2 separate regions of the Mus musculus genome follow, and region 1 is linked to region 2. Evidence: chromatin loops called from intact Hi-C (ENCODE). Cell type or tissue: left cerebral cortex. All regions are shown on one strand. Each heading gives the region's core, and the rest is flanking DNA. Links, peaks and the distances in the headings are about the cores only.

Region 1 (15,885 bases), core at 4,356-12,355, 82 kb after region 2:
ATCTCCATGAGTGCGAAGCCAGCCTGGTCTACAAAACAGGCCCCAGGCCAGCCAGAACTCATAATAAGAACCTATCTCAAATAAGAAAGGATATTGTGGTTTTCTCCCTTCCTATTGTCCCTTTTATGTCTTCTCTTATCTAATTGCTATATCTAAGACTTTGATACTGTAGGGGACAGTGGACATCTTGTTCCTGATTTCCAAGGAAATGCTCAGTGTGTCTATATTTAATATAATGTTGGCTATAGATTTATTGTATATAGCCATTATTATTTTGACATATTTCCATGTATTTCTACAGTCTCAGAGCTTTTATCACTTTGTCAAATGGGTTTTCAGCATTTACTTTAATAATTCATGTTTTTCTGTCCTTGAGTTTGTTTATATGCTGTATTCCATTTACTGATTTATGTATGTTGAAACACCTTTGCCTTTTGGGAATGAAGCCTACTTGGTCATAATGTGTAATCTTCTCAATGTGTTCCTAGATTCAGTTTGTAAGCATTTTGTTAGGATTTTTTTTAACATAACATTTTTATTGACTCTCTGAGAATTTCACATTGTACATCCTCGTCACACTTCCCAGTCCTTCCATGTCTGTCCCCCACCCTACTTTGTGACCTCCCTGCCAAAACAAGTTAAAATAAAAATAAATAAAAATTAGAAAATAAAACTAAAAAAAAGAAAAGAAAAGAAAAGAGAAGTCCAGTATTTTGAAGGAAATCTTCTCTTTGATTATGCCAATGAATCAAAGAGGCCACTTATCACCCCCAAAGACAGGCATCTGTTTTCTCCTTCACCAGGCTGATAGACGAAAATAATTGACTGGCTTTGCAAACAATCAGTTCTCCAGAGCCATGTTCATGGCAGACATCACTAATCTAACACTGCACCCTTCCCCTCAGAATAGACAGTCATTACCAATCAATCAGTCATTTCACAAGAAAAGGCTCATCTGTTGTCTTAGGTCACAAAAATAAAATCAAGGACTCAGTCGCCTTCAAAGAAAAGACAGACTTATTCCTCAGCCCCCGGCATTTAAAATGAAGATATATAGCCTTCTAGTTTAACTAACTTAAACTCTTAATTTCCAATCTAAACATTCAAGTTGTAAATAACTTGAAGAAACTGAAAAAATGTGGTCATGCTTTATGTATTCAGCAGACTAGATAACACACTGATACTTGAACAAGTACCAAGTTTGTGGTGGTTTGTCCTTTTGGCATTGGTATCAATTGTTTGACATTTTTTTTGCAGAGACATTTCAAGATTTTTTCTGGTTATGTACAGTCCCATTCCTCCTGTCTCTTTGGCCCTGCCAACCATCAGTCTACCCTGCATCCCTGTGCATTTCCCTGTGTTGAACTTTCATCTAAACTGGATTGTGTACTTGGCGGCCTTCTGTGTCTGGCATCTTGTATATAGCATAATGATTTCGTGGTTCTCCATGTTACTGTGTATATTGGTGCTCCATTCTTTTATAAGACTGGCCAGTATTACACATATGTCTACACATGTAATATTACTACCATCCATTCTTCTCTGTGAGAGTACTATTTCTACTTTGGGGCTATCGTGAATAATGTGACTGTCTTAGTCGGGGTTTCTATTCCTGCACAAACATCATGACCAAGAAACAAGTTGGGGAGGAAAGGGTTTATTCGGCTTACACTTCCATACTGCTGTTCATCACCAAGGAAGCCAGGACTGGAACTCAAGCAGGTCAGGAAGCAGGAGCTGATGCAGAGGCCATGGAGGGATGTTCTTTACTGGCTTGCCTCACCTGGCTTGCTCAGCCTGCTTTCTTATAGAACCAAGACTACCAGCCCTGAGATGGTCCCACCCACAAGGGGCCTTTCCCCCTTGATCACTAATTGAGAAAATGCCTTACAGTTGGATCTCATGGAGGCATTTCCTCAACTGAAGCTCCTTTCTCTGTGATAACTCCAGCTGTGTCAAGTTGACACAAAACTAGCCAGTACAATTGACCCCTTGTCAACTTGACACACAAAAACATCACTAGTAAGCCTCAACCCTTACAATCTTATTCATCCCCATTCTAAATAACTTTAAAAGTCCCACAGTCTTTACATATGCTTAAAATTTCAATCTCTTTAAAATATCCATCTCTTTTAAAATCCAAAGTCTTTTTACAATTAAAAGTCTCTTAACTGTGGGCTCCACTAAAACAGTTTCTTCCTTCAAGAGGGAAAATATCAGGGCACAGTCACAATCAAAAGCAAAAGTCAATCTCCAACTGTCCAATGTCTGGGATCCAACTCACGATCTTCTGGGCTCCTCCAAGGGCTTGGGTCACTTCTCCAGCCAGGCCCTTTGTAGCACACGAGTCATCCTCTAGGCTCCAGATGCCTGTACTCCACTGCTGCTGCTGCTCTTGGTGGTCATCTCATGGTACTGGCATCTCCAAAACACTGCATGACCCCTTCAGTCCTGGGCCATCAATTGCAACTGAGGCTGCACTTTCACCAATGGCCTTCCATGGCCTCTCACAGTGCCAAGCCTCAGCTGCTCTGCTCAACTCCTTCATGCCTTCAAAACCAGTACCACCTGGGTGACCCTTACACATTACCAAGTCCAGCCACAGCACAAGGTACAACTTTGGCTATATCTGGAACACAGCCACTGTGCTTTCAGAAAATACTTCCCAGAAGATGTCACCTCAATGATGCTGGTCTCTTCTTAATCACCGCTAATTTCTTAGCTCCAGCTAACCAGCATCAATAGTCCCAGTAATGCAAAGTTTTTGCTTTAGTAGTTCTGGTATCTTGTTAATCACAGCTGATTCTTCAGCCCCAGCTAACCAGAACTACAGAATCTTCACAATCAAAACAGGAATGGCCCTGAAAAGAGTCTTTAATTTTCCCTCTGAAATTTCACACACCAGAGCTCCAACTTCTGCAGTGTTCTCAACATTATCTTCCAAGCTCCTACACAACATCCGACAGAGGTCTTAACAATGGATGGATCTTCAAGCCCAAAGTTCCAAAGTCCTTCCACAGTCCTCCCCAAAACATGGTCAGGTTGTCACAGGAATACCCCACTCCACTGGTACCAATTTGTCTTAGTCGGGGTTTCTATTCCTGCACAAACATCATGACCAAGAAACAAGTTGGGGAGGAAAGGGTTTATTCGGCTTACACTTCCATACTGCTGTTCATCACCAAGGAAGCCAGGACTGGAACTCAAGCAGGTCAGGAAGCAGGAGCTGATGCAGAGGCCATGGAGGGATGTTCTTTACTGGCTTGCCTCACCTGGCTTGCTCAGCCTGCTTTCTTATAGAACCAAGACTACCAGCCCTGAGATGGTCCCACCCACAAGGGGCTTTTCCCCCTTGATCACTAATTGAGAAAATGCCTTACAGTTGGATCTCATGGAGGCATTTCCTCAACTGAAGCTCCTTTCTCTGTGATAACTCCAGCTGTGTCAAGTTGACACAAAACTAGCCAGTATAGTGACTATTCGTACTTACCTGCCTTAAGCTTGTTGGGCTTCTTGCCTGTCTGGAGTCACATTCTCATTACAAATGGGACTTTTCTGACCATTGTAACCATGACTATTTCTGCCCCTTTGTCTCTCTCTTTTCATTATTCGCATGTTGATGCATTTGGTGGTATCCTGGTTCGTTTATCTTTTGTTTCTCAGGCCTGATGATATCCTGAGGAAATTATACTTTTCCTCGCTATTCTAATCTGCAACTGAAATGCTTTATGGAATTTGAGGTGTGGGGGAAGAGTATTATGCCTTTCAGCTACAAAATTCCCATTTGGGTCCTCTTGTACGTTCTAGCTCTTTAGTTACTAATAGTGTCTTTCTGTTCATTCACTGTTTCCATAATTTTATTATTATCTTTATTTAGTTGTTTGAATATTCTGAAAATAGCTAATTGGCCAGGGAATGTGGCTCAGTGGTGGGGCCTAGGTTCATCCCTAGCACCGTGTAAGTCCTCTGCATGCAGACCATCCCTTCTTGGTCCTTTGTGTGACCCATGATTCTTTGTTGGATGTTGTAGCCAGACACAACAGAGCTGCCTTCCTGTGGACTGGGTGGTTTTCATTCTACTTATTCTTTTGGTTCCATTAAGGCCTTGGTTCCCAGAGTTCTGAAAAACTTAGCCTTAATGGTTTTCATTAGATTTTTCACTTGTTTTTATTGGAATGGCAGACTTTTAGAGTTCCTCACGCTGCCATTTTTACTAGTTTGTCTTATTCATTCATTTATTCCTATTGTGATAAATCTGCATAGAATCTCCCCACCCCATCACTTAAAACTTTTAAACAGCAGTTCAGTGGTGCTAATGTATTGGTGTATTGGTGTTGTGCAACATCACCACTGTTCTGCAGAGAATTCTTTTTCTGAAGCAGGAGATCTCCCTATGTAGCGGTCCCGGAGGCCCGGCCTGAAACTTATGTAGACCAGGCTGGCCTCAAACCTACGGTGATCTTCCTACCTCTTGTCTCTTATATGCTGAAATTACAGGTGTGCACCACCACGACTGGTTCCAGAGAGTTTTCATCTTTTTAAAGGGAAACATCCTCTATCAAACTGTAACGCCCATGACCTCTGTCAACAGACACCGTTCTATTTTCTGTTTTGAGGAATCTGGTTACTTGTGGCCCGGAATATAATTAGATCCACACTGTATCTGTCTCATTGCATCTGACACTTCATGTGCTATCTTTATTGTTTGTGTGTGTTGGGGCATGTGTCAGAGTTTCATTCCTTATGTGTGTGTAGGGAGTGGGGCGGCTGAGGATGACATCTGAAACCTTCCTCAATTGCTCTCCACTGAGGTAGAATCTCTCAGCCAAACCCAGAGAGCACCAATAAGGCTCGTAGCCATAGTCAGCTAGCACTGGTCATTACCTGCCTCTGTTCTGAGTCTTGGGATTATAAGTGGGTCATCACAGCCACCTGGGATTTTGTGGACTTTGGACCTTAAGTTTACACATTGCACACTCTATCCACTGAGCATCTCCCTAGATGCTTCATTCCTTTGTAAATACCACATTTTGTCTGCCCATCCATCCATCCATCCATCCATGGATGCACTTATGGGACTTTTCTATCCTTTGTCTATTGTGAGGAATGCTAGTTTGAACCCTGGTGTATAGCTCCCTCTCCAAATTCTGGATTTTAGTTCCGTACGTATGTACTCACAACAGATTTGCCAACTTGCTTTTAAGTCAGGGTCTCATAATTTCAAGGATGACATTAAGCTTGCTGTATAGCAGACGATGGAACTCCTGATCCTAACGGATTTTTTCCCACTGCCCAAGTGCTGCCCTTTACCATGTTTATGTATTGCTGGGGATTAAACCCAGAGCTTTGTGTGCACTAGGTAGGAACCCTACCAACTGAGCTACAACCCCTGCCCCTATTCTGGCACATCCACAGGCACACATTCCCTCTCTCTCTCTCTCTCTCTCTCTCTCTCTCTCTCTCTCTCTCTCTCTCTCTCTCTGTCTCTCTCTCTCATACACACACACACACACACACACACACACACACACACACACACATGCATAGGCACATGCACATGTATCTACACACACACCTGAATACATACACAGAGAGAAGATTAGCACCATTTCTATACAGTAACAACCAACTATGTGAGAAAGGAAATAAAGAAAACAATCTCATAACAGTAGCACAGAAATACTCAGGACTAAGTTTAATCAGAAGGGTAAACATTTATCAACTAAAAGCCATGAAACAGTAATGAAGGGAGATACTAATGACTGGGGAAATAGTCTCTGTTTGAGGTTGAAAGAATTAGTGTTAAAATATCTAGTTCTTAATCTACAGGTTATATGCAACCCCTAACTCTCAAAAATTGAAAGGCTAATAGTAATAATAATAATAATAATAATAACAATGCAACACATGTCTTTAATCCCAACCCTTTAGCTGGCAGAGGCCAATGAACTTCTATGTTTGAGGCTGGCCTTATCTATACAATGAGATCCTTTCTCAAAAAACAAACAACAAACAAAAAAATCTGTGCCATTTTTTTTCATAGTAAAAGAAGAAAAAAAATCCTAAATTAGGGGTGGGGGTGGGGCTGGAGAGATGGCTCAGTGGGTTAAGAGCACTGACTGCTCTTCCAGAGGTCCTGAGTTCAATTCCCAGCAACCACATGGTGGCTCACAACCAATGCCCTCCTTTGGTGTGTCTGAAGACAGCTACAGTGTACTTGTATACATAAAATAGTTATTTTAAAAAATCCTAAAATGGAGCCACAGGAAATCCTGAATCAAGCAAAAAAAAAAAAAAATTTGCCACCAAATAACAAAGCTAGAGGCCTGTCACTATTTTATTTCAAAGTGTCCTACAAAACTATACTAATCAAAACAGCATGGTACTGGAATAAAAATAGATATTTAGGCCAGTAGAATAGAATAGAGCCCATGTGTGTTTGTGGTCAGTTGATCAATTGTCAACCAAGTTGTCAAGAGAACACCAAGAGGAAACAGTCCCTTTAGTACACGCTGTGGGGGAAACTGGGTATCCACACACATAAGAATAGATCCTGTTCTCACGCAGTATTCAAAGGTATCTCAAAATGGATTAAAGCTTAACCATAAGGCCTGAAACTGTGGACTGAAGTTTGTAGAGGAAAACATGGGGGAGAGTTGATGTTTTAGGATTTTTTAGAACACGGCTCCAAAGCATAGAGACGAAAGCCAAAAACAGACCAACGAGCTGTGAGCTTTGTACAGTGTCAGCCTATGGAGAAGAAAGCAAACTAAACACATTACAAAGGAAATGACAGAATGAAGAATGGCCTTCAGAGCAGGAACATGTATTTGCAGATGTGCATCTGGGGAGGGGGTGACATCCAAGACACCCAAGGAGCTCAACTCAATCAATAGCCAGAGAAAAGTTATATCATTCAAAACACGTGGACTAAGTGCTAGGGCCATAGCGTGTGCCTGTTATTCCAGCAAGCACTCAGGAGGCTGAGGTAGGACAGCAAGCTTGAGTCAACCTGGACTACACTGAAAGACCCAGTGTTCAACAACAGATACTGCATTTTTAAAAAATCTGAAATGGTCAAAGGTAGATATTTCTCAAAAGGAGACATGCAAGTGGCTGGCAGGTATACAGAAACCACATTCAGCATTCCTGACCATCTGTTAGGACAGCCATTTTTTAAAAAAGACAGGAGACAAGCATTGGTGAGGGTGTAGAGACAAACCCCTGTGCAGAGATGGAAGGATTTAAATTGGTGTCGCTATTTTGGAAAACTATGTGGGTCCCTCAAGAAAGACTTAAAAATAGAACTCTGCCAAAGGAGTGAGATCTGAATATCAAAGAGATGAATGCATTCCCTTCTTCTTACAGTGTGATCCAAAATAGCTACTGTATGGAATTAACCTAAGTGCCCAGTTACAGATGAATGGGTAATGAAAAAACATGGTATTTATGCAGCCTGGAATATGACTGAGTCTTAAAGAAGGAAATCCTGCCATTTGTGACAGTGCTGATGAACTTGCATCGTCTCGTTATCTCAGGGAAATAAGCAGACACAGAAATACAGCTATTTTAGAACATGTATGTATGGAATCTGAAAAATCCACAGAAGCAAAGAACAGAACGGTGGGTGCCAGGGGCCTGGGGTGAAGGATGGAGAAATGCAGCATGGGGGAGCAAAGCATCACTTGGGCAGATGACTGAGTCCTGAGATCCATCGTGCGACATGGTGGCTGTCGGTAACAGCAATGAGTCCTGTGCTTAAAAGTTGCCAAGAGAACAGATCTGCAATGTTCGAGCGGGTGAAATAAAGCATGTGGAGCTACATACTAGCTTGATTGTGACAAGCCTTCTATAGTGTGTATATTTCACGTGGAGCTCGTTCAGTGGCTCAAGTGATTACCAGGCAAGCATAAATTCAGACCTTTAGTATCCGTGTAAAAGTTGGGCACAACAGTGTGTGTCTGTAAACTCAATCCTGAAGGACAGAGACAGGTGGAACAGACGACTGGCCAGCCTTAGACTAAGTGATCATCTCCAGGTTTGTAGCAGTACCAGAAGATACCCAGTGTTGAACTCTGGCCTCCATGCACAAGTGAGCACATATGCGTGTGCGCACACACACACACACACACACACACACACACACCATAGTGTGGTAGTTTGAGTGAGACTGGCCCCCTCAAACTCCTATTTGTTTCAGTGCTTGGCCCCCTAGTTAGTGGAACTGTTTGGGAAGGATTAGAAGGTGTGGCCATGTTGGAGGAAGTATGTCACTTGGGGTGGGCTTTGAGGTTTCAAAAGCCTACACTAGGCCCAGTCTCACTCTCTCTTTCTCTGCCTGAAATTTGTGGATCAGGTGTGAGTTCTCAGCTATTGTTCCTATTGCCATGTGTCCCACCATGCTAATAATAGTAGACTAACACTCTGAAACTGTAAGCAGGCCCCCAACGAAATGCTTTATTTTATAAGTTGCTTTGGTTATAGTGTCTACTCACACCAATAGAACAGTAACTAAGATACACCCTAAAAAAGAAACATGTATGTATATAGTATATGTGTATACACACACACAATATATATATATATATGAATATGCACACATACATAACATAAATTTTGTCACCTTTAAGCTGAGAGAGAAAGAAAAACAAGAGTTACAAAGGATGACTGTGTGAGAGAGAGAGAGACTCACAAATGAAGGTGAAGTCTTTATTATGGCCCCATTAGGAAATCCTTTCCCTTCTTACTGCTCTGACGTCATCAGTAATAGAATTCTGGTGATTTGCTACCTGTCAAATACTGTGTGGGTCTTCACATGGTCTCGCACCCACCTAACATTCTGTTGCTCTTCGGTTTATGATCTGTCTGCTCCTTCTCAGTGTTACCCACGAATTCCGTCCTGAAAGAGAGCCTCCATCCTCTCTCTTGCTGCATTTGTTACTTCTTGTCTCTGTGATGGAAGACCCGAAAGACATTTCTTGAGGGAGGAAGGATTCTGGTGTGTGGGTCAAGGATGTGGCACAATCCAACATGGCTGTGAAGTCGGAATGGCTCAGGCTGGACAGCGGGAGCTGATGGCTCTGGTTCTGACACCTGGTCAGTGAATAATCACAGAGCTTCCGAGGGAAGCAGGGCCTGGCTATACCCCACAGCTGCCTCTTGCATCCATCCACTGCCTCCGGAGAGGCCCAGCCTCCAAAAGGTCCATAATCTACCCAAACAGCACCACCAGCAGGGCGCGCGAGGTTCTGCAGAACGTTTCACATGTAAGCAAAAACACTTGTCCGTGGACATTTGAATTGTCACCAATTTAAAAAATATGAATCAGCAATTCTACAGCCAATATGGTCCCACAAGTCTCGGTGGGATTTCTATGTTCCATGTGATGGCAGTGTCTCTCTGGAGAGACACTATCCCAAGTCTGTATCGAGAGTCTGTCTTCCTAGGCGGAGTTCTTCCCAGACATAAACCAACTTGTGTTATACTTCTCAATGGTAACAACCAAAGCCCTGAAGGAAACAGAAAAATGCCTAACCGTGTTCTCCCGGGGCTGTGAGCTGTCCTACCTACCACCGCCTCGGCTTCCCCGGGTCTCTGGGACTGGCCATTGTTCAGTTCCACTTGGGACCTCCGTGTCCCCAGAGGAGGTTTAGAGTTCCCTTAAGTGAGAGGCTCATGGCATCTGTCCACCAGCTGGTGCTTTACAAAGGACAAAACTTGCTACCAGCCCCCCACCCCGCCCCCAAAGGATCCCTTTGCTAATTAAGAAGCTGGTTTTGAAGCTAAACCTTTCATATTAAAGAAGACAGCGTCGAAGACCATAGACCCTGTAGGAACCTTGCAGAATGTTACACAGAGAGAGAATCTGCAGCCACAGAACGGGATGCAGTTCAACACCTGGACCTCCGAGAAACCATCCATTGTGGAGACAAGCAAGCCAAAAAACAGGAAGTAGGAAGTAGAACTGATTTTTTCCCCCTAAACACATTATGAATAGATCACTTTAGAAAATGTCTGACGGGCTATACATAGCTGCACCTCCCATGGCAGCGAGTTAAGGATGTGGGGGTGGCGGGATGGAGAAAGGCCTCTTTTATTTTTGGTTTTATTCAATTTTGTACTTTTCCTTTAATAAGTTTGTGATATATATATATACATTTATGGGACACAAGCTGTCATCTGCCAGCCTCTCTGTAGTGTCCAAAGCAGCCCAGATAATTTTAATAATGTTCTAGTATAAAAACAAAACGGTAATGGATTTTAGTTTATGTTTCAGAAAATCCATGATGTTTTTAGCATCATGGCCAATAAGCATGTATGGGGGAAAACAAAAAAGAGTCGGACTGGAGAGATGGCTCAGCAGTTAAGATCTTGCAGAGGACCCGACTCCAGTCTCCAGCATCCTCATAGCAGACAGTTCACAACGCCAAGAACTCCAGCTCCAGAGGCATCTCACACCTCAGACTTTCACGGGCTTCTGTGCTCATATGCACACACCCACTTACCCACACACACCCCCACACACACACCTACATCTAAGAGAAGACAGAGGAGATATTTTAGGGAAGGATGCCACAGGTCCCTCCATGGGTCCCTTGTTGCTGAATAAAGCAGTGTAGAAGTCTGCATGAGGTGCACCTGTCAGACTAGCTTGCTGAGATGTGCCCTGATGAAGAAACTGGCATCTTAGGATGCCGACCTTATCTTACTGAGCCCAACTGGGATGACAGGAATTTAGGGGTGCCTACACCCCACCTGACAGTTGGAGAAAGGCAAGAGGGGTATTGGATTGCAGCTATTCTTAGCCGGGCACTGCAGCCCCCCACCCCTGACTCCATGTCTGCCATGCCCACCTCTGCCTCAAGACCCCAAGACTTTCTGCAGGTCTGGGCCCCACGCTATGCCCTGCCTTTGCTGTGCCCTGTCTCCTCCAGCCACCCTCCTCTCTGCTGCCAGGCATCTGCCCTGGGCGTCATGGTCTAGAACTTCCCAACCCACCCACAGGCACAAAGCAACCCAACAGGGTCACCAAGTCCCCTGACATCAGCAATTGCTAGCCCGGCCACTATCTGTCACCCCATCACTCCTCACTCATCCAACTTGCCACAGATCACCAAGTCAGAAATGCCCAACATGACCTCATCCCCATTGTCTTTCTTTTAACACATGTTAATTGAGTAGCTGCTACATGTTGGCCCAGGTCCGGATGAATGAATCAAATATGGCTTCCCACCTACAAGCTTCTAATAGGAAAGACAAATGGTGTGAGGATCACAGTTCAAGGCCACCCTGAACAACTTAGCAAGCCCCTGGAGAGTGGGGCTGAGGCAAGATGGCTTAGGGCTTCAGAGCACCTGCAGAGGACCTGGGTTCAGTTCCCAGTACCCCGGTGGCAGCTCACAATCATCTACGACTCCATTTTCAGGGCCTCTATGGCCTCCATGTGTACCACGCAGACATGCAGTACACTCATACATGCAGACAAAGCAGTCCTACATATCAAATAAAAAATATTTAAGAGATGGGGCAGTTGCCCTTGGAGATGACCTGGGTTCAGTTCCGGTCCTTACCAGATGACTCACAACTCTCACTCCAGTTCCACGAGACCTGGATACCCTCTTCTGACCTCTGAGGGCTCCGTACATATATAGTGCATGTAAACCTAAGCAGGCACATGGATGTATATGAAAACACTATTTGGGGGCTGGAGAGAAGACTCAATGATTAAGAATACTTGTGGTTCTTGCAGAGGACCTGGGTTTGGTTTTCGGTGTTCATATCAGGCCACTAACAACTGCAACTCCAACTCCAGAGGACCCACTGCTCTCTTCCGGCATCCGTGAGAACTGCATGAACGTGGTGCATAGACATGTAGCCAAAACACCCAGATACATAATAAATAATTTTAAAAGATCATGAAAAAAAACTGTTTTAAAGGTTTTTAAAAGTGTCGTGTTCACCCCACCACATCAAGGAAACTTCTCTTTGCAACAGATGGAACCTGCTAGATAAAACCACAACCAATCAAAATACAGAGTTGTGAGGCCCAGTCCCAGTGGGAACATGCAAGACTCTCCTGCACATGAGGCCCAGGGAACGTCGTCGAAGAAGGAACAGAAAGACTGTGAGAATCAACGGATGGGAGAGTTTTAGGGCTCAAGAAGCTCCATTTAAAGCTAAGCATCCATCTCGTTACCTACCAGCCATTTGTGTCTGACTCCAGTCCCTAGAAGATAAGTTCCCAGAAACCCTGACTCGGTGACCACACCCATCCAAAAATGTACAGTCATGATCATGTACGTGCCACGATATGACTAAATGCTTTTTAAAAGGCTTCTGTAACTTGCTCACCCAGAATCCAAAGAGTGTTTGAGTTCCTGTAATCAATTTAACTTGGCAGAATGTAACAGTCTTTGCTTGCTTGCATGGGTATTGAAGGTCTTCCCCTTTAAAAATACTTCCCCATTACCCGACATCCTCCCCCCACGGCAATCTCAAATTTGGCTCAGAGATGGTTCATCCTTCTAGCAGCTAATCAATAAATCTTTTAATTATAATTGCACTGAATCTATGGCCTTTTCCCAAGGGGTCACAAACTCCATAAAATTGCTGTGAGATTGTGTCTTCTAGCAACATCAGAAGCTATAGTCCTAAAGTCTCATCAATATGACTACCCAAATGAAAGCTGAGCAAGGACACCAAATGAACATATTAAACTCGGGAAAACTCACGAAGCCTCAACTCTACACAAAGACCTTTAGGCCACGGAGAAAGCTGGGACCGGGAGATGTGGCTTTCCCCAGGAAGAACACACCAATTGGGTGTCCAGTGCCAGGTGCTCAGCCCTGAAAACATACAAGAAACATTATATGGACTAAACATTATATTTAGGAATACATACATACACACATACATACAACAATTAGTGAAAAAAGAGGCCATGAATTTGGAGATGGGGGAGGGGTATATGGGAGGGTTTGGCAAAAGTAAAGAGAGAAATGTAATTATAATCGAAATTAAAGAAAGAGAGAAAGAAAGAAAGAAAGAAAGAAAGAGAGAGAGAGAGAGAGAGAGAAAGGAAGGAAGGAAGGAAGGAAGGAAGGAAGGAAGGAAGGAAGGAAGGAAGAAAGAAAAGAAAGGAAGGAAGAGGAAGAATATGAGAGAGAGAGGGAGGGAGAGAGAGAGAGAGAGAGAAGAAAGACTGAAGGGGGAAAAGTCACCAGCTCACCTACAAAGGCAAAAGCATCAGCATTCCTTCAAGCCAAGAAAGCACAAAATGGAATTTTTCCATTGCTGAAACTACTAACTGCCAGCCAAGACTGCTAGATCCCGCAAAGCTACCAGCAATCAGGACATTTCAAGACAAGCACTGCCGGAAGCCGCTCGCCTCCACCTCACCAGAACAGCAGAAGACATGTAATAAAAGCTACTGCAGAAAGCGGGAGACAGGATCAGGATGATGTGACCTACAAAGGTACTCGCATTTTAAATTAAACAAGTTTCATAATCGAGACCTTTTTCCAGCTGAGTCTGATAGTTCACACCTATGATTCCAGGACTTGGGAGGCTGAAGCAGGAGGATCAAGGTTAGCCTGGACACTGTCTCAAAAATAAAACTTGAAGCCACTTTCAAGAAGACAAGTAAAATAAGACATTGCTGTGTAGGGAGGTGAAGGGGTGTGGCCATTGCTGTGTAGGGAGGTGAAGGGGTGTGGCCATTGCTGTGTAGGGAGGTGAGGGGGTGTGGCCATTGCTGTGTAAGGAGGTGAGGGGGTGTGGCCATTGCTGTGTAAAGAGGTGAAGGGGTGTGGTCATTGCTGTGTAAAGAGGTGAAGGGGTATGGTCATTGATGTGTAAGGAGTGAAGGGGTATGGCCATTGCTGTGTAAGGTGGTGAAGGGGTGTGGCCACTGCTGTGTAAGGAGGTGAAGGGGTGTGGTCATTGCTGTGTAAGGAGGTGAAGGGGTGTGGTCATTGCTATGTAAGGAGGTGAAGGGGTGGCCATTGCTGTGTAAGGAGGTGAAGGGATGTGGCCATTGCTGTGTAAGGAGGTGAAGGGGTGTGGCCATTGCTGTGTAAGGTGGTGAAGGGGTGTGGCCATTGCTGTGTAAGGAGGTAAAGGGGTGTGGCAGGGTGCAGAGAAGATTTTTTTTTTATTTTAATCTTGTATGGTTTTGGAATCTACAATCTAGAGAGACCCAGCACACATCCCAGGGCAGTTCTAAAAAATAAGTTTTAATGATGATTGTCAAAACATGAGTTCATTAGACATGGTCCCTGGGGCCCTGCTTTGGCAGGAAAAGAGAATTAAGCTTCTGTTTTAAAAGGTCACTCTTAGCAGGGTGTGATGAAGCAAGCCTTTAATCCCAGTTCACCGGAGGTAGACAGGCGGATCCCTGAGTTCGAGGCCAGCTGGGTCTATAGAGCAGAGTTCCAGGACAACCAGGGCTACACAGAGAAACCTTGTCTTGGAAAAACAAAACAAGCAAAACAACAACAGCAGAAAGTCACTTTTAACCAGCCCTGGAAGCGAACGGCCGCGGTCACATCAGCCGAATCCTCTGTGTCTATGGCAACGGACATTCTGAGCCCTGATTAACCATAGATCCAGGACGACTGCATTAGTCTCCGCACAGCTACAAATACATGAGAACCAAGCAGCAAGCTACATGTTCTTTGAGGAAATCTGACCCTTTCCAGGGAACACAATCAGTCAGAGCTGCTGTTAAGCCTTTTTGCTAAGGGAGCTATCCCCACCCGCCTTCCATTCCCGTGTTGTTTGCAAATCAGAGCAAAGACAGTAAAGCGTAATAATGGCATTGAGTTTGGAATATTATTTTTAATTTATTACTTTACTTTTGTACACACCACACACACACACACACACCATGATGTGTCGGTCCTCTGGAGTTCTTCCACCCTGTTAGGCAGGGTCTCTCATGTTTCTGCTGCTGCTGCTGTTGCTGCTGCTGCTGCTGCTGCTGCTGCTGCTGCTGCTGCTGCTGCTGCGCTTGTGAGCAACACTTGCTCATGTGCATGCGCGCGCGCGCGTGCACGTGGGGGGACAGGGCGGGGGTATGGCGTATGCACGAGGAAGTTAGAGGACACCGTGCAGTTCTCTCCTACAAAGTGTGTCCCAGGCATGGAATTCAGCTCCTCACATTTAGGAGCAGGTGCTTTTAACAGTGAAGTCATCTCTCTGGCCCCACATTTGGCGGTTTACTTGGGCTCTGGGGATCCAATTCAGGTCATCAAGCTTCTTCAGCAAGCACTTTTACCCACTGAGCCATCTCCCAGTATACACACACACACACACACACACACACACACACACAATGTGTCCTTTTTTCAATTAGAAATTTTCTAAAATTCAGGCTAGGGTGGGGGGTGGCTCAGCTGGGGTAAAATGCTTGCCTTGCAAGATGAGGATTTTAGCTGGATCTTCATAACCCACATAAAAATGCTGGGCCTGGAGCCATGGGTGTGTGGACTGGGGCCCGCTACCCATTCAGTCTAGCCTAATGGGTGAGTTCCAGCCAATGAGCAGCTATCTCAAAGGAGTTGAGCTGTATTCCAGAGGATGACACCAGAGGTTGTCCTCCGGCCTCCATATGCACACATGCACACACACACACACACACACACACACACACACACACACACACACACACCACACACACACCTGTATCTACACACATGATACAAGCATTCATCTGTATGAATACACATGAAAAGAAAAAGGAAATTTCATGCGGATGGTGATGGCACATGCCTGTAGCCCCAGCACTCTGGAGGCAGAGGCAGAGGCAGACAGATCTGAATTTGAAGCCAACTTGATCTACAGAGTGGGTTTCAGGACAGCTACTGCTACATAGAGAAACCATGT
Region 2 (15,885 bases), core at 3,424-11,423:
ATTCAGATTTTCACGTTTGTATAGCAAGCCCTTTGCTGCTTAAGCTAGCTCTCCAGCACTACATCCAAAACTTTTTGAGTATCATACAACTTTATATTTCGGGTGAGCAACTTTACCAAAAACACAGTACAGAATCACCCCCTAGGTTGTGTGCATACATAGGAGATGGAAGTGAGTTTCCTGTTTTGACTTAGGTCCCATCTCCCAAGATATTTCATTATGCATATGAGAATATCCCCAAATCTAACAAAATCTGAAGTATCTCTAGCCTTAAACATTGTAAATACAGGATTCTCAATGCTTTCTCAAAGGGACTTGCATTTTAACCGGGTCAGGATGAAGACACCTAACAGATGAACCTTCAATCTGGGGTTTCAGGTGAGGAAACATGAAGGAAGATTTGCAGTCTTTTCCCTGAAGTGGCTTCCAGTGTGCTTGGCTGAGCAGGGCATTTGCAGCCAAATAGGCTGAACTCTACAGGAATAATGCCCACTGAGCCTTGCAAAGGCACCAGCTTTCCCCTGCCAGTTAGTTGCTCTTTGAAGCATGTCTTAGTCCTGCTCAGGATTATCGTCAGCCTCCCACTCATCAAATCCATCATGGCATCCAGCCAGCTTTCTCTGCAGAAGCCAGTTCACATCTACCCTCTTGCTTAAAGTTGCCTATCCCGTTACAATGGGGCAACCCATAGCCTATGCCCCCACTTTAATCCTACATCACCTCTCTTCCACTCAAAGGCTCACTGTAGGTATCTTCTTCTTCTTTTTTTAAAATTTCATTTAATTTAATTTTTTGTTTTGTTTTTTCGAGACAGGGTTTCTCTGTGTAGCCCTGGTTGTCATGGAATTCACTTTGTAGACCAGGCTGGCCTCTAAACTCAGACATCTGCCTGCCTCTGCCTCCCAAGTGCTGGGATTAAAGGCATGCGCCACCACTGCTGATAAGGTACCCTCTTATCAGCAACAAGCCAGCCACAGCCTGTGGCTAGAACTCAGCAGGCTTGTGCACTCTGCCAAAAAGTTTACATCACTATTTAGTAGCCTCTATGGAAAGTTTAGTAGTTCCCTTCATTCTGGATGTAGGAAAAAAGAGGGGGCAGGGGAGGGAAGGAATGAATGGAAAAAAAATCAATCAATCAATCAACCAATCAATCAACCAAATCACAGTCATTTTAGCGGCACTTGTGACCTTGGCACGATCCTTGCTTGTCACATTGCAGATGGTGGAGCTGTGGAGTAAGGTTGTTCTCCTGCAAGGCCAGCTGCTCTAGTTGTTTTTTGTTTTCAGTGTAGGACAACCTTTAGGCTGCCATCGGACTACCTTTTACCTCTCCTGATAGACACTAGCTGCTGCACCCCCAAGATGAATAAATTAACACACACTACAGATCTCACTCTGTGGCTTTGCTTTAGGAAGTGTGCATGCTTTGGGATCCACACAACTGACTGGAACACCATCGCATGAAAGGCTACATAGTAGAGATGATCTCTACGGCCCAGGGGACCTGTCCTTTGGGCTGCTCCCAGAGCAATGGTAACACAAGATTCCAGGAATCCATCCTCAAATCTAGAAACTCAATCCAATGACACACACCTGCAGTGATGACCAGTCCCTTCACTGAGTAAGCAGAGGGCACATAGACAGCTATGGGTGGAAGATGAAACCATCGCAACCGCATAGACAACGGTGTCAACACTGGAACCAATGCCGGGCCAAGCAGGGACCTGGCCTAATTCTCCAGCCAAGTGGAAGCATTGTGCAAATCTGCAACCGCCTCTGCATCATGACTGTCTAATCCTAATTGTAATGTCATCTGCTCCAGTCAGGTCTTTTGCACACAGGGCTCACTGTCAGGGTCCCCTACAGCTTTAGTAGCCCAACTTTCTTCAGCCCTTTTGGTTGGCAACAGTTTCTCCATATCTGTCTGAAGGATGGAGACCTGTTGGAGAATATTCAGTGAGGTATCTGTCGGGCATTTCTTCATGACTTGGCTCAGGTATCCTGGGTGAAAACAACACAAAAATAAAAGTCAGACTCATCCCTTTCCACCTTACTGGGTCACTCAGTGTCCACTGTCCAATCCCCAGAGCTAGTGACTTAAATCAGGGTAGCACTGGGCTAGACTTCCCCACTACAATGTTACCTTTTTAATGAATACAACTTTTAGGAGGCATTTTTCAAACAAACAAACAAACAAAGAAACAAACTGTAGGAGGCTGGAGAGATGGCTCAGTGGTTAAGACAACTGACTGCAATTCCAGAGGTCCTGAGTTCAATTCCCAGCAACCACATCTTGGCTCACAACCATCTGTAATGGGATCTGATGCCCTCTTCTGGTGTGCCTGAAGACGGCTACAGTGTACTCATATAAATGAAACAAATAAATCTGTAAGGAAAGGAAGGAAGGGAGGGAGGGAGGGAGGGAGGGAGGGAGGGAGGAAGGAAGGAAAGAAAGAAGACTGTAATTTCCTTGGTCCTCAACAAACACTACACTTAAGAACTTATTTATTTATTTATTTATTTATTTATTTGGTTTTTATTCGAGACAGGGTTTCTCTGTGTAGCCCTGGCTGTCCTGGAACTCACTCTGTAGACCAGGCTGGCCTCGAACTCAGAAATCCGCCTGCCTCTGCCTCTCGAGTGCTGGGATTAAGGGCGTGTGCCACCACTGCCCGGCATGAACTCGTTTATTAAGTGAGTTATGGCAGAGTCCTATGGCATTGAGGTTAGAGGCACAGACGTTATCCCAACCCTTGAGAGGTTGTGATTTGAAGATAGAAGACCAAGGTCAGCCTGTACTACATATAGAGATTTTTGTCTCAACAAACAATTGTTATCATCAGTTTTTGGTTTTTTTTTAAAGCTAAATTGCTGTGTGCTTGCTTATATGATGTGTCCGTGTGTGTGCCTGTGAGTGCGTGCTCACGCCATGGTGCACATGTGGCGGTCAGAGGATAACGGTCTGACTCAGTCCTTTCATTCTTCTGTGGGTTCCAGGATGGAGCCCAGGTGATCAGGCAAGCGCATTTCCCCACCAAGCCGCATTGTTAACCCTCATGCATTAAAAAAAAAAAAAAAAAATTCCAGACAGTTTTTCTCTGAGTAGATCAGTCTAGCCTCATCTGCTTGTCTCTGCCTCCTGAGTGCTGGGATTAAAGGTATGTGCCACCACTGCCTGGCAATAAATTACTTTTATGTTCAAATTGTCTGTTATTTTGCTGGAGTGACCTCCTTCCAACTGGGTTCTGAGGATTTTTTATTTGTTTGTTTGCTTGTTTGTTTAGAGATAAAGTTCACAGGTAGCTCAGGTTGGCTTGAACGCCCAGCTTCCTGGGATTAAAGGCGTCCGTCACTATCCCCAGCAATAATTTAGTTAGAAAGGATGCTCCAGGCTCTTGATATATTTTTCCTGCCCCAGCTCTGCGGCCGACGACCACTTCAAGATGTCCTTATTCCTTTCTGTAGAGAACAGTTTTTAGAAGTCATGATATTGATGTGAAGTGTGTTCGGCCTCCCTCGTCCCGCCCCCATTACTGCACTTGTCTATATCGGAAGCTCTGAATGGAGTCTAAAGTGTCCATCTCAAGCTAAAACCACAGCACTTGTCCTAGAGTTGCCTCTTCTGGTCTTCATACCGCCTCCAACCGTGCTCAGTCTGGCAATGCAGAGCTCCTGCAGCTGGAGGAGAGGATGTTACAAAAAAAGTCCCTATGAGGCTATGAAGGAAGAGCATTCATTCACCGTGCAGGTTTTGGCACGAGAGTGTTTTGGCAGGACTCAGCTTCCTCTGCAGCGGCCTGGGCAGAAGTGCCTGCCATGTGGGAGGAACAGCAGGAATCACACAGCCCTGTAACAGGGAATGATGGAGGCAGACATTTATGGACCATTGTAAAGATTCTGATTTGTCAAATGACCATGATCGGAAGCTATCAGAACACGCTGAACAGAGGAGGGGGATGGCTCTCAAAGGCCTTGTTCTAACTGTGAACGTGAAAGCCAGGAGACCAGCCATAAAGGTAAATGAGGAGGTTGGTTCACAGGTATGAGAAAACGCAGGTCTGGGAGTCTGTTTGGGAGGCTGGTTAACTGGATGGGACCTGTGCTCTGAGAGGCAGGTTGGGGTATCCATGATATAAATACAACTGAAAACCTAGGGACAAATGTGGAGAACTTTTGGGGGTCCCTAGGCAGGAATCTGATATTGGCCAAGGACAAGGAAATGGGCTTCAGGCAGGAATCTAATTTTAGGCTAGAACAAGGAAACAACAACAACAACAACAACAAAATAACAAAAGAAGTAGACTTCAGGCAAGAATAGGACTTTGGGCTAGAGCGGTGAAGTAGGCTCAGACACCTTGGTCACCCTGATAAGCCCTTAGAAACAGTGATCACAGAGGTGATCGTGGGACTCTGTTTGTTGCCTTGCTTGTTCCTTGACTATCTGTGTTTGTTGTCTTGCTTGTTCTTTAACCTAGAACTGACCTTAATACTTGCATGAAATTAAAATGGTATAAAGGCTGTTTGGGAAAAAATAAACCTGCCTCAGTCTCAGAATTGACTGGGGTCATGCTGCAGCACTGTCTAATCGTCTCTTCCTTTTAAATCCTCGCTCCTGCACTGGAGAAGCTGTTGACTGTCTGAGAGGGCTTGGTCAGACAAGCACATGTGGTTGTGTGGTACTTGCTGATGTGTTAGAATAGCGTCTAAAGTCTGAACACAGAACACCAAGCCAAAGCAGTTTCTCGAGTTAAGAGGTTTATTGGGAGAGAGAGGGGGAAGGTGGTGGCAGAAAGAGAAAGGGGGAAGAGAGAGAGAGAGAGGAGAGAGAGAGAGAGAGAGAGAGAGAGGAGAGGCGTTCCATATATATGTGTGTGTGTGTGTGTGTGTGTATGTGTATATATATACACATACATATATATATATATACATATATATATATATATGTATGTGTATATATATACACACATATATATGGAAGCTGATGTGATCACAGGTAAAGGTGGGAGGTGAGCCCAATGGATTCTGGGAATATGGTGGCCGTTGTCTTGGCAACAGGCATGTAGGTTACGCTGTTACCTGTGATGTCACAGGTTTCGGAGGTCCTGATGCCAACACTTGCTGCCACTGTCTGTTTACTGGTGAACGATGTCAATTGTGCTTTGGGGCCACTGACCTGACCTGATCCTTTGCTGTGTCCTGGAATGTGGCTCCTAGGCAGTGCTATCAGATTTCTACTGGAGCTTTCTGGAATCCCTCCCTGCCCTTCTCAATGAGTCAAAACTCCCACTCATCTGATAAGCTAATAAATAACATGGTATTGACTTTTCTAAGATGCCTACGCTTCCCTGAAGGATTAACCTTTTTTTTTTTTTTCTTTTTAAGGCAGCAACTTATTTACTTGCTAGTGATGAAGGAGGACACTTTATTCTGGGTAGCTCTCAAATACCACTGCCCTACTTAAGGTTCTTATTGCTATGATGAAACGTCAGGACCAAAAGCAAGTGAAGAAGGAGAGCGTTAATTTGGCTTACACTTCTACACAGTAGTCTCTTACTGAAGGAAGTCGGGACAGGAACTCAAGTAGGGCTGGAGGCAGGAGCTGATACAGAGGCCATGGAGGGATGCTGCTTATTGACTTGTTCCACATAGTTTGCTCAGCCTGCTTTCTTATAGAACCCAAGGCCACCACCCACAATGGACTGGACCCTCCCTGATCCATCGCTAATTAAGAAAATGCCTGACAGGCCTGTCTACAGTCCGATCTTCTAGAGGCATTTTCTCAACTGAGGCTCCTTCTTCTCCAATTACTCTAGCTTGTGTCAAGTTGACATAAAGTTAGCTGAGCATGGTAGCCTGTATCTGGAAGTCCAGGACTTGTGAGGTAGGAGGTTGAGAAGTTCACAGCCAGGCTAGTCTGGGCAACAGAGATTCTATCTCAAAAAACAAAACCCCAAACACTGAAGGAAGAAAACAGACTCCTCTTCCAGCAGCCATCAGCAGCCAGCTCAGGGTTGGACTTCCTGGCTTCCTCTTCACTCTCTGCTGAGGTTTTGTGAGGGTCTTGTGCATGCGGCCACAGCTGCTGTCAATTCATATGCACAGCTACTCTGTTGTGTCCAGAAAACATTGTTTCACCACGACCTCCCACTGCTCTGGCTCCCACAGCCTATCAGCTCTCCCCTCCAGGCACCTGAAAGGCTACTAAAGCACTAAGAGATGCCACCACACGCATGCGCAGATTGCCATACGCTAAAGGGAGTCTATGATTTTTTTTTAAACTAGAGTCCTCATGAAGTTAGAGGAAATAGCAGTGATAGGGATAGGGGAGGAATTAGAATGGAGAGAATGGTGTGTGTGTGTGTGTGTGTGTGTGTGTGTGTGTGTGTGAATCTGTTCAAAATACACTCTCTGAATGTAGAAAATTTTCAATCGGAAATAAACTTAAAAAATAAAAAAAAAATGAAATATGGATTTCTAAATAGCCCCCACCCCCATAGTTCTCTCAACCAGAAAAACATGTCAGATTAATAGGCGTGATTTGACAGTTTTTAAAAATATAAAGAAACAAATAATTTGCATTAACAAATTCTCATCCCTGTCCCCAGTGAATAAAAGTTAAGTGGTCTCCAAGAATTTACATCAGCGTTTTTCCTAATAGCCTCCTAGGTGGAGGCAACCCATGTATTTACTGACTGACTAAGTACAATTCTGTATATCTGTCTGATGCAATATTACTTGGTAATAAAATAGTGAATTACTGATACAGGCTGCAGCATGAATGAGCCATGAAAAACATTAAGCCAAGTGAAAGAAACCCGTCACAAAAGCCCCACACATTGTATGACTTTATTTATAGAAATCTCTAGAATAGGCGAATCCGTAGAGACAGAATGTGGATTCCTGGTTGCTAAGGGGTGGGAGGAGATGACAGTGACTGTTAATCAGGATAGGGCTTCTTTTTAGGGTGACAGGAATGTACAACTGTGTGAATCTGTCAAAAGCCATGGAGTTATGTACTTTAAATGGCTCTATGGTATATGAATCATATTTCAATAAAATAGGATATATTTTTTTAATGCAAGGAAGGAAGGGGGTTCCTGGGAGGAAGGGAGGCAGCGGGTAGAGGAGGAAGAATTGGAGTAGAAGAGGGAGAAAGAGAGAGAGGAAGAAAAGAAAGAGGAAAAGGAGAGAGAAAGGTGAGCAGGCAGGAAGCCTGGTCCGAGCAGTGACTAAAGGAAACTCAATGTCTCAGGGGACTAGCCTCACCTTCCTGGAGTGTGGATGGAGAGAAGGAAGAGGAGGGAGAGGAGAAAGGACTACAGGAGCTTTTGCTGGTTTCCCTTAGGGAGAAATTATGCTGTACGATGTGGATTCAGAGGGGGGAGGGGGGAGGGAGAGAGGGAGGTAAAGAGGAAGAAGAGACTGGAGAGAGGGCTCAGGTGTTAAGATCACCAGATGCTCTTTGGGAGGATTTGGGTGAGGATTTGGATCCCAGCAGCCCTCCCATTGGGCAACTCACAATGGCCTGTGACTCCAGCTCCAGGGAATCTGGCGCCCTCTTCTGGCCTCAAGGATCATCTGCACTCACTTGGCATACATACACTCACACATACATGTATACAAATAAAAATAAATAAAATTTAAAAAAAAAAAAGAAGAACGTTTGAAAATCCCCCAAACTGAAGAAACAAAAGAGCAGCACGCGTCTTTTCAGTGGGTTCTGTAGCACTGTGCAACAGAGCAGATGGCGTGGTTTCCGGGTTTTGTTTTGTTTTTTGGTTTTTTTTTGTCTTTGTTTTGTTTTGGTTTTTTTTTTTTAGAAATGTACCTTCGTTGGACTTGAAGCAGACTCCTCCCTGGAGGCCAGAGTTGATGAAGTTATATGTTAACTGACAGAATTTCAGCAGTGAGACAAATAATTTCTGTCTGCTAAGAAAGGCTAACATCCTAGCAGGCATGTTGAGGCATGCGCATCTATAATGGGGAAAATGAGTCAGTAACATTGAGTGTGTGAGGCCAGCCTCGGCTACATTGTGAGACCTTGTCACACACATATATAAAAGATAGACCAAAGATTTTATTGTTCTGTGGCCATTGATCAATTTTGTTCTGAACAGGACAGACTGCTTTTAGCATGCCTTTTCTGATATGGGACATACAACTCTTTCCTGTAAGAGGAAAGATGGTCCTTTGTACCATCTAACATCTGCCTGCTAACAAACATATCTTGGGTGCACGCTCATTTTAATAAGAATTTAAAGGTTTTTAATACTCTCCAGATAATATTTTGACAAGGAACAAGAGTCGTTTTCTGTATGACAAAAAACAATATTGGGGCTGGAGAGGTGGCTCAGTGGTTAGCTTTGCTGCTCTTGAAGAGGACCTGGATTCCATTCCCAGCACCCATGTGGTGGCTCAAAACATCTGGAACTCCATTTCCAGGAGAGCCAACACTTTCTTCTGACTTTTACAGGCACCAGGCATGCACACGGTACACAGACACATATGCAGGCAAGTAATTCATACACATGAAAGAAAATAAATCTTTTTAAAAAAAAATTTTAACTGATACTGAGGCTGGAGATATGGCTTAGTGGTTAAGAGCACTGGCTGCTTTTCCAGAGGAGCCAGGCTTAATTCTAAGCAACCACACAGCAGCTCACAGCTGTCTGTAGCTCCAGCTCCAGGAAACCTGAGGCTCTCATACAGACACACAGGCAGGCAAAACAGTAATGCATATAAAATTTAAAAAAAATTATATATTAAAAACGTGGTACTGAAAGTAATGCTCTAGAATAGAAGATACCTGAACTTGTACCAGAAGGGTCTCCTTTTGCTTTGCATAAAAGAGACATTGCAAAGGATTCTGGGTACTTAAAGCCCGGGGAAATATTACATTACCATATGTAAAAGGAAGGTTAGAGGAGAGCAGCAGACAGAGACGTTTTTGCTCTTGTTTGCACATGCATGCATATGGGCACACATACTACATATTCTCTCACACACGACAACAACAACAGACACAAAGAAAGGGATTATGTTTAAGTTCTTATAAACATATACATAGGGAAAAAGAAGAATAACAGAGAAAGTATCCTTTTCTATTCTTGCCTATCTAACACTTTCAGTACTAGATTTGTGGTGTTTCTCTCCCCTCCCCACACACCAAGTATCCCACCAAGATTTGCTAACAAGCCACTAGCTGGGCAACTTACAATTTAGCTCAGTTTTAACATAGAGCTCTACCTGGAGACAGAGTCATATCCTACAGGTTGAGGGTCCGGCCCCCACTCTGGGTACCAGTCTCACGCACAGTCTGTAATCTGTGCTTCCGACCAACTGAGAACCTTAACTGAGGTTCCTCCAACCCCCCTGGGGCTCAATCACTTGGTTATTAGGAAAGAGATAAGAAAGATTACAGATAACAGAGTGTGGCATACAGAGCCAAAGGAAGAGGGGAGTGAGCCTCATACCCTACTGGCTGCCCTTCTGCAGGTCCTATGAGTTCACTTGTCCTAAAGCAACCAGAATGCATTCTGGGTGTTCATGGACATTTCCAAGGTAAGCATGACCAAGTCGCTGGCCATCAATGAGTGTCTCACCTTAACATTCATCTTCCCGTCTCTGCTTCTTATGACTTTAGAGACTCCAAGGGCTTCAGAAGCTACAAGCAGGGACAGAAACCAAATGTGTGTCCCGTGGTTTGAATGTCCTTACCAAAAAAAAAAAAAAAAAAATCAAAAAATCAAAATTTAATCTTCCAAATGTCACCCATGCCAAAGCCAAGAAAACCTGTGGGGGTGGTAAGATGGCTCAGCGGGTAAGAGCACTGACTGCTCTTCCAGAGGTTCTGAGTTCAAATCTCAGAAACCACATGGTGGCTCACAACTACCTATAATGAGATCTGACGCCCTCTTCTGGTGTGTCTGAAGACAGCTATAGTGTACTTATGTATAATAATAAATAAATATTTTTTAAAACCTGCTTTATAATAAAAGGTGCTACAAAGGAATAGGAAGAGTCCTGAGTGTCCACACCATGATTAGAATTATGGGAAAACCAATGAACCCCTTCCAACCCCCACCCCACCCACCTGCCCAGTATCCCCCCTCAAGCCCCGCTAGGGAGAGGCATAAGGAATGACAAAGGTGATTTTTGTTGCTGTTATCGTTCTCTTCTTTCTTCGGGACTATAATTCCTGTCCCTAACTTTGGAACATTACACAGCCATAATAATGAACGAGGAGGCTCTCTATATACTGACACTGGTGATGCCTTGAATATATATTGAGTGAGAAGAGCAAATTGCCAAGCCATGTGCACAGCATGATCCATGTTTATAGATGTAAAATTATACCAAGAGGTATGAACGCTTGCATATGTGCATAATGAGGCAAGGCCACAGCAATTATATTGGAGAGAAGTGGAAAGCGAGGCACTTCTTCTCAGTTAGAGTAAGAGGCTGAGAAAATCCTCTGTCTCATCTTAAAGATTAATCAAAACTCACAGTAAACAATCCTCAGAGGTTAAACCCATCAAAAGCCGGCAAAGGGAGCAGCAGAGAGGGGCTGCAGCAGGTGAGTTTTTGGAAGGGGAGAGCAGCTGAACGGACTGAGTTGGAATTGTCTCAGAGGTGCTGACCTCTGCCAGGTGCGTCCTCCGAGCCAGTACTCACAGGCCACATGGCTCCCAGGTCAGCTACAAATGTAGCCAAGTGTATTCCTCGTAGAGGATACCCTATTGCCATTTGCAAGGCTTAAACATGTCAGTGTATAATAGTCCTCATCTGAAGAGGGAGTAGCTAAGGCTCCTGCAGGGGCATAACTTCCATGGGTGGGAAAATCAACGTCGTTTGGCTTCCCTCCCACTGTACTGATGCCTGCGAGAAATGATTATTCTCGATGGACTAAGTTGGCAAAATCTTACCTGGAAAGTTTGCCCCTTAAAATGTGGATTTGCTGGGTTCTCTTGGCTTGCATACACTGATGTGGTTAACGTTCCCCCAAAGCAGGACGGCTCATGACCGACAGCCCCCAAATGCTAGGAACTGGGTCAGATGATGTATCGGAGTTGGAGTGGAACTGCTCTGTATCTATTTCATGTCCTACTGTACAATGTTACTGGGGCCTTCCTCCTGCTGAGAGATGGAGTCTATGTTCCTGTTCCTTCAATGGAGCATCGTTTGATTCATGACAACAGAAATCAGTAGAAATGCTAGTACCCTACTTCCCAGGCTGGTTCTCTTAACGCTGAAAGCTTAAGCTTCTGAGTCAGTAGTCAACATTCCCGAGACCACCAAACCTCAAAGAAACCTGTGTGGGAAAACACAGGGAGAAGCCAAGACTATACAGACACACACAGAGGGAGAGGTCTGGCCAGCTCTGTCATCTAGATGGCTGGAACTGCACAGGAGATCCCAAGCAGAGCCCCTAGCAGAGTCCTCTTCCAGGTCCTCCACCCACAGAAACAGATTGTAAAATGAATGCTGTCATTTTTTAGTATTTCTCACATCAGCTATCCTTGGAGTAACGTCCCAGGAGCCCTTTCAAATGTAGCATGGCCAACAACTACTCCTTTGGACCCTGGTGCAGGTTTGTTCTATAAACCAGGGAAACATGCAACCTAAAGACACAGGCCGGGGCCAAAAAAGAGGGTGATTCTAAAACCGGGGGTAATGTGCAAAAGTCCACGTGAGCCTCACCTTTCTGGCCACTTGACTTCAAGGATTCTGCTACGCAGGCACATGTCTCCCACAGCAGGAAACTGGACAGGCACCGATGGAGAAACTCAGGAAGTTAACGTATAGATGCTATGAACCAGGTTAGGCCTTCACATAACAGCAAGAGAGCGCCTTTCAGGGAAATGTTCGGAGCTGGAAAGATGGTTTAGTTGGCAAAGTCACCTGCTTCGAATCCTGATGACCCGAGTTCAATTCCCAGGATCCACACGGTGGAAGGATCCACTCACTTCACAGGTCTGGCCCACCTGTGAGCACTCCTCCAAATACTTAATAAATGTAAAAAAAAAATGTGATTTTGTTAAGGCCAAGGTTGTGGTGTAACTCAGTGGTAGAGCATTTGTAGCACACACTGGGCCCTGGGCCTGATCCTCAGCACCACAAAAAATAAAGGCAGGTAACCGCAGAGAACACTGGCTGAGGACTGGCTGGGCAGTGAGACTGGGATGGGAGAAAGCCAATAGGCTGGCGTGTTATTAAGGCAGTGCATAGTGAGAATGAATGGAGCTTGATCGTCCTGGGGGCCTGCAGGGCGGTGTGCAGAAAGAACATGCCTCAGAGGTGTTCCATCCAGGGGGCAAGGAGTCATCGACTGCTTCCAAGTGAGTGGGACATCGCTTCTGGCAGCTTTTCCAGCACTCAAAATGGGCACGAGACCTGGAAGAAGATAACTCTTGAAAGAGGAGCCATAGACATTTACAGCAAAGAGCTCTTCTACAAAGAACACTTCAAAAAGATAATTTGGAAATTGTTTTTATTTGTTTGTTTGTTTGTTTTCTGAGACAGGGTTTCTCTGTATAGCCCTGGCTGTCCTGGAACTCACTCTGTAGACCAGGCTGGCCTCGAACTCAGAGATCCACCTGCCTCTGCCTCCCAAGTGCTGAGATTAAAGGCATGCATCACCACTGCCTGGCTTGGAAATAATTAAAAAAAAATTTTTTTTTGAAATTAGGGATTCTAAACCAAACAAAAACTCGATCCATCAGATTGAAAGAGAAAATAAAAGTATTCTTATATCCCCGTGCACCCTTTGCACAGCTTTGATCCACCAAAAGAAAGCGAGCACTTCAAAAAAAAAATGACTCAGGAGGCAGGGTGCAGGGAATGTGACAGAGACATGCAGAGTGTGGTGGGACAGATGGACACACTGAGCAATGTGTGTGTGTGTGTGTGTGTGTGTGTGTGTGTGTGTGTGCGGGGGGGGGGGGGGGCGGGCGGGGTGGTGAGACCTCCAGGCGATTCTGGATGGATGTGGTTGGCAGTGTAGACAACCGCTTTCAGAGAGGTTTTACAGTTCTGTTGGAGAGGAAGGAAGAAAGAAAGGAAGGAAGGAAGGGAGGGAGGAGAAAAGAAATTAAAGAAGTGTGAAAAATTTCCCAGTGGGAAACTCGGAACAGGGAAAATAATGCATCCACTGTCCTTGGCCTGGTAGTAGTGGTTTTTATTCTTGGCTAAATATCAGAAGCACTTGGAAAACACCAAAAAGTCCCGAAGACTGCTCCTCACTCTCAGCCTGATGGAAGAGATTTGAGCACAACCTAGGCTTTGCAATTAGAGGTCCTCCGGTGATTCAGTGTGCAGTTAAAGTTGAGAGCCGTATCTTGGCAGGAAAAGTACTTCACTGATTACAATAAAAATGGACGAGGAATTTGTCATACAACTCTATGGGGAGAATGGAGGGAGGAGACGTGAGGCCCTGCATGGCAGTCAGTCACGCCTAGGGTCAAGGGATCAATGCATCTCAAGGAAGTATCTTATTCAGAAATAAAGATGGCAGATGCCAAGAGAGACAGATGCAAGAGTGACCTTTCCTTAGGGAATCAGAGCTCACAGATGGTGACTGGGTGCGTAGGCAGGAGATGAGGACATTACTGATTTTGTCTAGAAATAGTATTTGACTTGTTAGTACCACAAGTGTGCATGAATATGACCAAAAAAATGATCTTGATAAAGAACAAAAGAGACAACTAGGAGGCTGAAGAGATTGCTCAGCAGTTAAACTCTTAGGATGCTTATGCAGAGGACCTGGGTTCGATTCTCAACACCCCCAACCATCAGTTACTCCAGTCCAAGGGGGACTGAGACCCTCTTCTGGCCTCCTTGAGCACCTGACATGCATGTGGCACACAGACATGCATGCAGACAAAATACTCCAACACAGAAAAGAAATAAAATGTAAAAAAAGAAAAAATAATGGAAACAGAAAAGAAAAAGATAAATAGGTTGTGTTATATTTCTCTATGAGAATGCAGTACCTTAGACGGGGACCCTGACTTGTCTGATCTGACGTACATACATACGTACGTACGTATGTACGTGTGTGTGTGTGTGTGTGTGTGTGTGTGTGTGTGTGTGTGTGTAGCCCAGGGCCTTGTACATGTCAGGCAAAGTGCTCCACCACTGGCATACATTTCCAGTTCCTTTCAAGATACATTCCCAGTTCCTTTCTACATCTTGAAAAATTAAAAATTAATTGAAAAATGACTAGGCATAGATAAAATCTAGACGATTCCACACCAAGCCCTTAATAAGAGTTTCCTTTGAATGTAGGCTTGGCGAAGAGAGAAAGGCAAAGGTTTCTGTTTTGACTCTAGCCATCCCATAATAATCTGTTTTTCTTTACAGAGACCTCAGGGAGAGTTTTGACCAGGAAGGGGTCTGAGAGTTCAGACAGTTCTGGCCTGGCATGTTTCTTGCTTCTGACTTGGGAGGAGGGCAAAGGCGAGAGTTCTGGGTTGGCAGGGGCAAGGGCAGGCCCCATCTCCGTGGGATCTGGTAAAACCAGCTGCAAGTTGAATTCTGGAAAGGGCATGTTGACAGGGTGACTCACTGTTAGAGAGGGTGGCGATAGCTCTCTCCTCCCCTTCCAGCTTAGCCACTATGCAGTTGGAACATACACAGAAGTCCATCTCTACGGTCCTAAAGAAGGCATCTTTTCCAAACCCAGGGAAACAAGGGACCCTTTTGACTTAGGCCATGCATGCATGAGGGCTTCTTGGAGCCATCCAGAGCAAGTAGAGCCAGGTTCATTAATCTACTGCATATGAGGGGAGCTGGAGAAGAGTCATGGACTCCAGGCCTGTGTGCGTGGAAGTTGGAGGAGCCCATGGTTTTAATCACCAGTGAAGCTGATTACCTTCATGATCCAAGAGCTCCTGCCTCTGGGCATTATTTGTGTGACCCTCAGGGACCACTTGGGACGCTTACAGAAGTACATAAAAGTATCTTCAAAGTTGTAGACTATTTATTATTTATTTATTTTTGTTTTCAGATAGGGTCATAACTCTAGCTCAAGATGGCTTGGAGCTCACTCTATAGTCCATACTCATTTCAAGTCTATGGCCATCATACTGCACCTCCCAAAAGTGTTGGGATTACAAGTATGAACTACCACACCTGATTTTATCTGACAGACAAGCTAATGGCTGTATAAAGTGGGGGTTTCAGCACCACATGTATAAAGTGATGTGACTCCTGCAAGGTATGGTTGAGGAGTTTTGTTTTTGTTTTTTTTTTTTAATTGTAGATATAAAGGAGAGTACAGCTAGATGCACCTGGAAGGGTCCAGAGCAAGAAGAGAACGTAGTAGATTAAACATGGTCAGCAGAATGGACCAGGCCATTAGGAGGTGGGGAAGACCAAGAGATGGGGGGTGGGGATGGGCAAAAGAGAGAAAAAAGGACCAAGAGAGAGCCAAGAAAGCACATGGCCAAAATGGCAGGGTTATATAGGAATGAGAAGCTGGGGGAAGAGAAGCCCATAAGCTGAAGAAGTTTAGGTTAGGGTTGGGTGAGAAGAGTTAAGAAGGCCAAGGTGCCAGCATGCGCTTTGGTATGCTAATAAGCACTATAGTTAGTCACTTGCCCCCGGTTTCATTTGGACCTGACAGTGGCTGAGTCCAGGGTCTTACCAGCCCAGCCTACTCTCTCTTTCTCTTTCCCCCTCTCCCTCTCCCTCTCCCTTCTCCCTCTACCCCTTTTCCTTCTCCCTCTCTTCCCTTTTCCTCTCCCTTTATCTGTATTTGAGACAGAGTTTCACCATGTAGTCCAGGCTGCCTTCCAATTCAAGACCCTCCTGCCTCAGCCTCTTTCTTCAGTGCTATGATTATAGGCAAGCACCACCTTGCCCAGTGGACTTTGCCTTTTTTTT

Evidence for each region. A loop is a pair of places that touch in the nucleus more often than their neighbours do. Peaks named below come from ENCODE experiments on the same cell type or tissue, not always from the same donor. Only the 100,000 strongest peaks of a DNase experiment are listed, where the experiment ranks them.
Region 1: it touches region 2 in a loop (3-fold over the local background); 5 of 42 quality-filtered maps call a loop at or near these places.

What each region holds. Positions count from the first base shown.
Region 1 is chr8:95,580,280-95,596,164 of GRCm38, forward strand. It overlaps the pseudogene Gm5912 and the pseudogene Gm31518. Among named protein-coding and RNA genes, the nearest start is that of Prss54, 13 kb to the left of the region's middle. In left cerebral cortex, for the core only: a CTCF peak has its summit at 9,251; DNase peaks (open chromatin) are centred at 6,713, 7,216, 7,725, 9,335 and 4 more places; H3K27ac peaks cover 3,433 bases.
Region 2 is chr8:95,498,903-95,514,787 of GRCm38, forward strand. 4933406B17Rik (a long non-coding RNA gene) reads left to right here. Exons shown (of 4, transcript XR_879118.2): 4 at 3,466-4,507. Among named protein-coding and RNA genes, the nearest start is that of 4933406B17Rik, 10 kb to the left of the region's middle. In left cerebral cortex, for the core only: a CTCF peak has its summit at 7,562 (motif pointing left); DNase peaks (open chromatin) are centred at 3,728, 6,203, 6,907 and 7,499; H3K27ac peaks cover 613 bases.